Linked DNA regions of Mus musculus: region 1 is linked to region 2. Evidence: chromatin contacts called from ENCODE Hi-C data. All regions are on one chromosome and are shown on one strand. Each heading gives the region's core, a stretch centred on a gene start or an enhancer-like site at or near the end of the contact. The rest is flanking DNA. Distances are from core to core; before and after follow the strand shown.

What was found. A loop is a pair of places that touch in the nucleus more often than their neighbours do.
Region 1: a loop to region 2 is called in a map of T-helper 17 cell, with 19 times the contacts of the local background. The contact joins the promoter of Tchp here to the promoter of Rpl5 in region 2. A Hi-C loop is called at or near these places in 5 of 37 maps with a recorded cell type or tissue (T-helper 1 cell, T-helper 17 cell, T-helper 2 cell and 1 more).

What each region holds. Positions count from the first base shown.
Region 1 is chr5:114,704,886-114,709,036 of GRCm38, reverse strand. It overlaps Tchp (trichoplein, keratin filament binding), which reads right to left and starts at 1,258. Exons shown (of 13, transcript NM_029992.2): 1 at 1,077-1,258; 2 at 199-383. The coding sequence starts at 383. It overlaps Gm34931 (a long non-coding RNA gene), which reads left to right and starts at 1,218. Exons shown (of 3, transcript XR_387595.3): 1 at 1,218-1,292.
Region 2 is chr5:107,899,028-107,902,768 of GRCm38, reverse strand. It overlaps Rpl5 (ribosomal protein L5), which reads right to left and starts at 2,241. Exons shown (of 8, transcript NM_016980.2): 1 at 2,123-2,241; 2 at 830-899; 3 at 632-747. The coding sequence starts at 2,125.

The DNA of each region.
Region 1 (4,151 bases), core at 9-2,508, 6.8 Mb before region 2:
ACCCTGTCTCGAAAAATCAAAAAAACAAACAAAAACAAAAACAAAAAACAAAAAACAAAATGTACAGTACTTCTCCCCAGCACAGCACAGTTTCCAGCATCATCAGGAGATAATTCAAGCCACAGTCCCTAAGCCCCTAGGCTACATTCCCCGAACCGTGGTAGGAACCAGTGGGCAGGACAACACACAGACACTTGCCTCCGCTGGTAGGAGATCTTGGAGCTCCATTCGATCTGTTTCGAGTTGTGGATGTCCCAGGTCCTGAAATAGCGACTGTTCTGTTCCCACTGCTGGCGAAACTGGTCCTCCTGCTGATGCTGGCGCTGGCGAAGATCCATGTGTTTCCGGCTGGACCAATAAGAGGGCAACGTGGGGAGAGCCATCTGAAGGAAACAGCAGTGGGCAGAAAGTAAGCCAGTTGTAAAGCCAGGGACCGCCCCCCTCCCACTCGGATGCCTCCTCTCTCTATTGATGTCACTCGCCCCTTGGCTGCACCTTTCTCACAGTTTTAAAGCCCCACTCCCACTCGGATGCCTCCTCTCTCTATTGATGTCACTCGCCCCTTGGCTGCACCTTTCTCACAGCTTTAAGGCCCACGTTCCCACCCTAGGACAACCGAATGATCAAATTTTGTGAAGGAGGCCCATGCCAGAAAGTTTTAAAAGATTTGCCACCAAGGCTGCAAATTATCAATTTAAATAAACGTGCACTGTGTCCAGTAGTGGCCAGCCATTATCAGGGAGATTGCAGACATAGAAAATGTCCTGACATGCCTGGGATAGGAAATAGAGGTTTTTTACATTCTGCATAAAAACTACAGTGACAAGCAGGTCCCAGGGGCATGCCCCAGCGGTCCCGCGTACTTTGGAAGCCGAGGCGTGAAGAGATCACTTGAGTCCAGGAGTTCAAAGCCAACCTGAGCAAACCAGAAAGCCCCCTGTCTCAAAAAGCAAGCAGAAATAACCTGCGACAATGATGTGAAGATGACGGGTATGTGCCAAGCGCTAGGCATACAACTTTTTACAGGTCCCGCGGCTACAAGGATGCCACGTCCCCGCCCCTCGGCCCAGCCTAACCTCTGACTCATGCACTCCGTGTCCGAAGTTCGCGGAGAAGGGTCGCCGGCCTTAGCTCGATCACGCGCCCGCTCGCTCCGAGGGTCCCCAGGCGCCCACTGCACAGACGCCAGCCGTTTCCTCGCCGGTTGCCGGGCAGCCCGCGGGACAACGGAGCACGGCGATGGACAAACTTCCTCCCGCGCGACACCCGCCGCTCTCCAGGAAAAAGGAATGGTGGGTGGTTTTTTTCTCTGGCGCCACCTGGCGGTGGGAGGTAAATCGACAGTACTTGTTAGTCCTTGATGTAGGGTAAGGAAAAGAAACCTTAGTGACCCAGTCAGGATGATGGGTGGGGGTGGGGGGGTGGGGGTGGGGTTACCGGAGGAAGGTGGAGGAGTGAGGGTAGGTTTAATGAGAATCATCCCCTGGCCAGAGTGAGGAAATAAATGATTTGCAAAGATCCGCGGGTGTGTCCCGTAGGCAACGGAGGCCGAGAACCCGAGAACCGCTGGCCTCTGTAATGACCTCCGTCATTGGTACACTACTGTAGCCTTAAGATTGGTGGTGAGGGGCTGGTGAGATGGCTCAGTAGGTAAGAGCACCCGACTGCTCTTCTGACGGTGGCTTTGTGAAGGTCTGGAGTTCAAATCCCAGCAACCACATGGTGGCTCACAACCATCAGTAATGAGATCTGACTCCATCTTCTGGAGTGTCTGAAGACAGCTACACTTACATATAATAAATAAATAAATCTTTAAAAAAAATTGGTAGTGGGTACAAAGTTTTTTGTTTTTTTGTTTGGTTTGGTTTGGTTTTTCGAGACAGGGTTTCTCTGTATAGCCCTGGCTGTCCTGGAACTCACTTTGTAGACCAGGCTGGCCTCAAACTCAGAAATCTACCTGCCTCTGCCTCCTGAGTGCTGGGATTAAAGGTGTGTGCCACCATGCCCGGCTTGGGTACAAAGGTTTTAATAACTGTAACTCGCATGGTTGCTTACGTCCATGCATTAACTACCTAATACCAGTAAAAAGAGAAAGACATAAAAAGGGATTGGGCATATGTAGCATGCTCAAAGCTCTGAGTTCAAGCCCTAAAATAATGTACAATATTAAAATAGTATTTTACTTTACTAAATAATACTAAAATAGTGCCCTCCACGAGAATGTAAAGATATAGATAAATATTCGATCATTCCTTTTTGTTTTGTTTTGTTTTGTTCCTTTTGAGGCAGGGTATCTCTGTGTATCCCTGGCTGTCCTGGAACTCACTCTGTAGACCAGGCTGGCCTCAAACTCAGAAATCCGCCTGCCTCTGCCTCCCAAGTGCTGGGATTAAAGGCATGCGCCACCACTGCCCAGCTTCGATCATTCTTTTTTCTTCTATTTTCCCACCCACTTCCTTCTGCCTCTGCTTCCCAAGTTTTTCTGCTCTCTCACTCCTCCATTCTGTTGTTCCTCGTGGTGCCTGCCTGATGTTTCTGTTTCACCTGGAGCTGGCTGTACAGTGTTGTTGGCTCTCCACAGCCAATAACCAGGTTCAAACCTGCAGCATGCCAGAGATGGCCAACCTGGGCTGGTCACTCTCTGACCCTAGGGCTACCCTTTCCCAGGCTCCGTCTCCAATGGGGGAGGAGGTGGCACCCCCATCTGGCATGATTAAGCCAGAAAGAGCCATCAGGCCATTGAAGGAGCCCAGTACACACATCTGTTGACAACTCCTTGAGCTGTACTGAGAACCTCAGGCATATGTGAGTTAGATCCGGAGAAACCTGGGGTTCATTTCTGATTTGTTTTGGGCAAGCCTGCTTCCTTCTGGGCCTCAGTTTCTTCTACAGTAGAGTTGCCATAGAAACCCACCTGCTCCTAAGAGTGGTATGACTTCAGGGACTTCCTCCTGCATTTCCTCTCCTCTTCCTCCTCTTCCTCCTCCTCCTTTTCCTCCTCCTCCTCCTCCTCCTCCTCTTCTTCTTCCTCTTCCTCCTCCTGCATTTCCTCCTCCTCTTCCTCTTCCTCCTCCTGCATTTCCCTCTCCTCCTTTGAAAGAGGGTCTTGCTGTCCAACCCAAGCTAGAGGGCACTGTGTAGTTGATACTGGCCTCCTGCCTCTGCCTCCCAAGTTCTGGGCCCGAGGGCTTATGCCTCACACACAGCTTGTCCCTGGACCTCACACTGGCTAACAGTTCCACTGGCACCGCAGCTACTGTTGGCTCACAAGCTGCCACCTATAGCTGGTTAGCCTATGTGTAAAGTGTCTGTTCCATCCAGAAATTGGGAGAGAGATTTGATTATCCCAATTTGAGTCTCAACCGAGCCTCAGACAAAGGTATTCTCCCTTGCCCCAGGAACCACAGCTGAGGCGTGAAGGCTGGAATTTGAACCAAGATCCATGGATGTGGGGCCAGAGCCCAGGCCCTCCCTATCCTGATTCCCCTTCCCTGCTGCGGCCGCAGTGCCAAAGCTGGATATGGCTGGCTTATGGGTTTCAGGCTAGCCTGGGCTATAAAATAAGTCTCAAAAAAAAAAAAAAAACCCAAAAAAACAAAACCCAGGCTCTGGGAGATGTCTAATAACTTGAGTTCAGATCCCTGGAATATGAAGAAAGGAAGGAAATAAGAAAGGAAGGAAGGAAGGTGTCTTAGTCAGGGTTTCTATTCCTGCACAAACATCATGACCAAGAAGCAAGTTGGGGAGGAAAGGGTTTATTCAGCTTACATTTCCACATTGCTGTTCATCACTAAGGAAGTCAGGACTGGGATTCAAGCAGGGCAGAAATCAGGTGCTGATGCAGAGGCCATGGAGGGATGTTACTTACTGGCTTGCTTCCCCTGGCTTGCTCAGCCTGCTTTTTTTTTTTTTTTTTTTTTTTTTTTTTTTTTTTTTTTTTTGGTTTTTCGAGACAGGGTTTCTCTGTGTAGCCCTGGCTGTCCTGGAACTCACTTTGTAGACCAGGCTGGCCTCAAACTCAGAAATCACCTGCCCCTGCCTCCCGAGTGCTGGGATTAAAGGCATGTGCCACCACGCCCAGCCTTCAGCCTGCTTTCTTATAGAAGCCAAGACTACCAGCCCAGAGATGGCACCACCCACAAGGGGCCTTT
Region 2 (3,741 bases), core at 992-3,491:
ATAAAGATCCACCACCACCAAAGTCAGGTCTCACTTACTTAAAAGTATCTTTTGAGCTAAATTTAACCAAGTCTTAGACACTTCATCCTTAATTATCAGAACACCAGACAACCCCACCTTCAGTTAACAAAGTCACAAAAGGCAAGTGCACCTATCTCCTGACCAGCAAATTTTTATTGTAAAAGCCCTGAATACAGGGACTGCCATTTTTAAAGGGCTTTCAAAGTGGAAGACATTTTTGTGTATTTTAAAACCTATTTCAAACAGTAAATAGAAATAGCTTGTCATGCTGGGATGACAGATGAGCAACCCTGCCTGGCAACAAGAGTCCTACCACCCTATTACCAGCCTTTTTAAATCAGTAAAATGGCACACAAGCCCATAAAGTAAGCACCAGGAGTTAATGCGTGACAGATGAAGGTAATTGGAAGACTATTCATATCAACAGATTTCCCAGTCCTCCTCTCAAATTCCATAATGGAAATTAAGCAAAGCCAGGATTTCCAAACCTTCCCCCCACCCCCACCCCCCCCACCCGCCACTGAAATCTACTAACACAAGAAAATAGTCTCTCCCAAAAGTTAGAGTTGATGCGTCTGACCACACTACTCAAGTCTAGGACATAACTCACCTGGCAGATGATATCTCTGTTAGTTACACGAACTATCATCCTATATTTGGGTGTGTTGTACTTATTCTTGTCCTGGATCACCAATCGTTTTCGAGCATAGTAGTCAGTTTTACCCTCTGCAAGGGGAAAAAAAAATTTAACCAGGGAAGGTTCCACCTTGAAACAGTCTTCAGAAACTAAAACAGAAAAAGTTCATACCTCGCCGCCTTCGAAATCTCACTTGGTATCTTTTAAAGTAGGCCTTATTCTTGACAACTTTCACAAACCCCTTTAAAGGAAAAAAAAAATTATCAGGGCTTTGCTAATTGTTTCGTCCCATGACTTTTTTCTTTTGATACAGGCCAACTATGTAGCCCAACATGACCTAGCATTTGGTAGTTTCTGAGCGCCGAATTAATAGGCAAGAACCACCTGGGTTTTGGTCTGTATTTTTTTATTTAACTATGTAACAAAATCATGCCCAAGTTTCAAAAGCAAATTATTACAAGTGTCAACTTCTATAGCATGTTTCTAAGCTGACCGGAAACAAGAATCGCTGTTGTGCAGTGCTCAACCTTTAATAAGGTTAGTTCCTCATGCTGTGGTGACCCTTCCCCAAACCATAAATCTCGTTGCTGCTTCGTTAATTTAATCTTGTAGTTATTCATCGTTAATACAAATATCTGACAGATGGGTTAAGAACCAGATGGAGAACTGCTGTTGCACTGGTTCTCTTCGCCAAACACACCTAACTAAGCCTCAGAAAACACGTAAAGATGGCTGGGCGGAATAGGGCACCGACCCAAGTCGCTCCATCCACAACTGCAGGCTCCTTACTACAACTTGCAGGTACAAAGACATTTTCGTACTGCCTTTAAACAATCTTTCAATTCCTGTACCACTGATCGATCCCTACGCCAAACCGCCGGGATGTATCACCTACACCGGAGCCAATCTGTGCCGACAACTGCACACCTCACCGAGAAAGTTCAACCACTCGGCGCTCACTTCCTCCCTGCCTAAACCGGGCTCAAATGGCAGAGTACGATCTACAATTACTCCTCGCAAATGAAGAGCTGCACCCCACCTCTCAAGTCCGATCTCAGCAAATCTCTGAAAACAGGGCCAGACTCTGGCCAGGAAGAGCCAGGGGCCGCCACATCCCTTCCGGGACGCAGCAGCGCCACGGCCTCCACTGACAGACACTCCCGGCTTCAGGGCTCTGTGCGAGGCCGAGGGATTCGGGCTTCCGTGGCACGGCCTCCTGACGACCCCGGAGACAACTGCGGCTGGCAGCCGGACTCGGAAGCCTCGTCCCGAGCACCCTCCGCCGCGGCCCCTCCCCCGGCTGGCACCCGGCAGCCATTAGGCCACGCTGGAACGGCGGGCGCAGAGCCGGGAATCGAATGCCATCTGCCCCCCGGGTCGCACGAGCCGACCCCGAGCGGGCATCCGCGAGAGGAGGGGGCACCCCGGTGCACGCACGGGCCTGAGACCCAGATGCCCACTCACCATCCTGCGGAATAGAGACCCGCAACCGCGGCTCCACGCAGACCTGCAGAGTCGGCCGCGCTAAGGGGGAAAAAGACCGGAGTCACGTACGCATGCGCAGTATGTAGCACCACCAGCACGCAAGCGACGTGAGAAAGAGTGGCTGTAGGCCTCAAGATGCGCGGGCTATCGCCCCCTGCCGGTAGGAGGATGAATGTCATCTTCCTCCTCTCAACGAGCATGGAGGATGGGCGATGAGAAAGGGAAATAGAGGCTTTTTGCGAGGACTTTTTTTTTTTTTTTTTTGGGGGGGGGGTGGTTTTTCGAGATAGGGTTTCTCTGTGTGACCCTGGCTGTCCTGGAACTCACTCTGTAGACCAGGCTGGTCTCGAACTCAGAAATCAGCCTGCCTCTGCCTCCCAAGTGCTGGGATTAAAGGCGTGTGCCACCACTACCGGGCAGGAGGACATTTTTAAAAACACGCTCGGCATGCACGCACACACACCACACTTATATAATTATTTTTCTAAGCAGGAGGGGGTAAAAATTAAGTTAAATACATGAATTTGCCTATGCTGAAATCTTGCCTTCTCCATGACTTGACTCACTTCTGGAATATATATTTCGGAATTCCCAGCACACAGGGCCGCCGGGAAGCTCAGCCTCAGAGCCTCAAGTTTGAGTTAGAAGAGACTCTTCTGCCTTTGCATAGCATCTTGACATCTGCTTCAAGCATACTTTTCATTCTCCAGCACTTCTCAGAGTGCTGACCTCCAGTCAATTCTTAGTTACCTGTTACATGGTGAAAACAAAACAAAACCCACTGCACTCTCCTGTTGCCTTTATGCTTCCATTGTCCCCAGAATTCCTGACATTATGAGCGCCGCCTCCTCCATCACTCTTAGTCCCCTTCCTCAAGAAGTTTCTTTTTAGGACTGGGTGTGCAGCTAAGAATTGCAGCCTCAGTACTTAGAAGGGAGAGGAAAAAGAATCAGAAAGTGCAAGGCTAGCCTAGGCTACCTAGTGAATTGGAAGCCAGCCTGGGCTGCCTGAAGGAAAAGAAATGCATACAAACAATTATTTAAACACGTGAAAGAACAGTTATAAGGCTGAGAGCTTTAGAAAGTCTAAAAAAAGTCTGAGAGCCGGGCAGTGGTGGTGCACGACCTGGGAGGCAGAGGCAGGCAGATTTGAGTTTGATGCCAGCCTGGTCTACAAAGTGAGTTCCAGGTCAGCCAGGGCTACACAGAGAAATCCTGTCTCGGAAAACCAAAGTCAATGAGAATGCAATTTGAAAATTGCTTCCCTAGCCGGGCGTGGTGGCGCACGCCTTTAATCCCAGCGCTCGGGAGGCAGAGGCAGGTGGATTTCTGAGTTTAAGGCTAGCCTGGTCTACAGAGTGAGTTCCAGGACAGCCAGGGCTACACAGAGAAACTCTGTCTCAAAAAACAAAACGAAACAAAAAAAAAAAAAAAAAAAAAGAAAAGAAAAGAAAGAAAGAAAAGAAAAAACAAAACAAAGTTGCTTCCCCAAATTCTGTGTACCCAATTATTTTTAGCAATAGCATTTTATGACACTGGTGCTCAGATTTTGGAGGGGCAGTGGGACTCCTTAAAAATATTTGTATTTTTATGGATAGC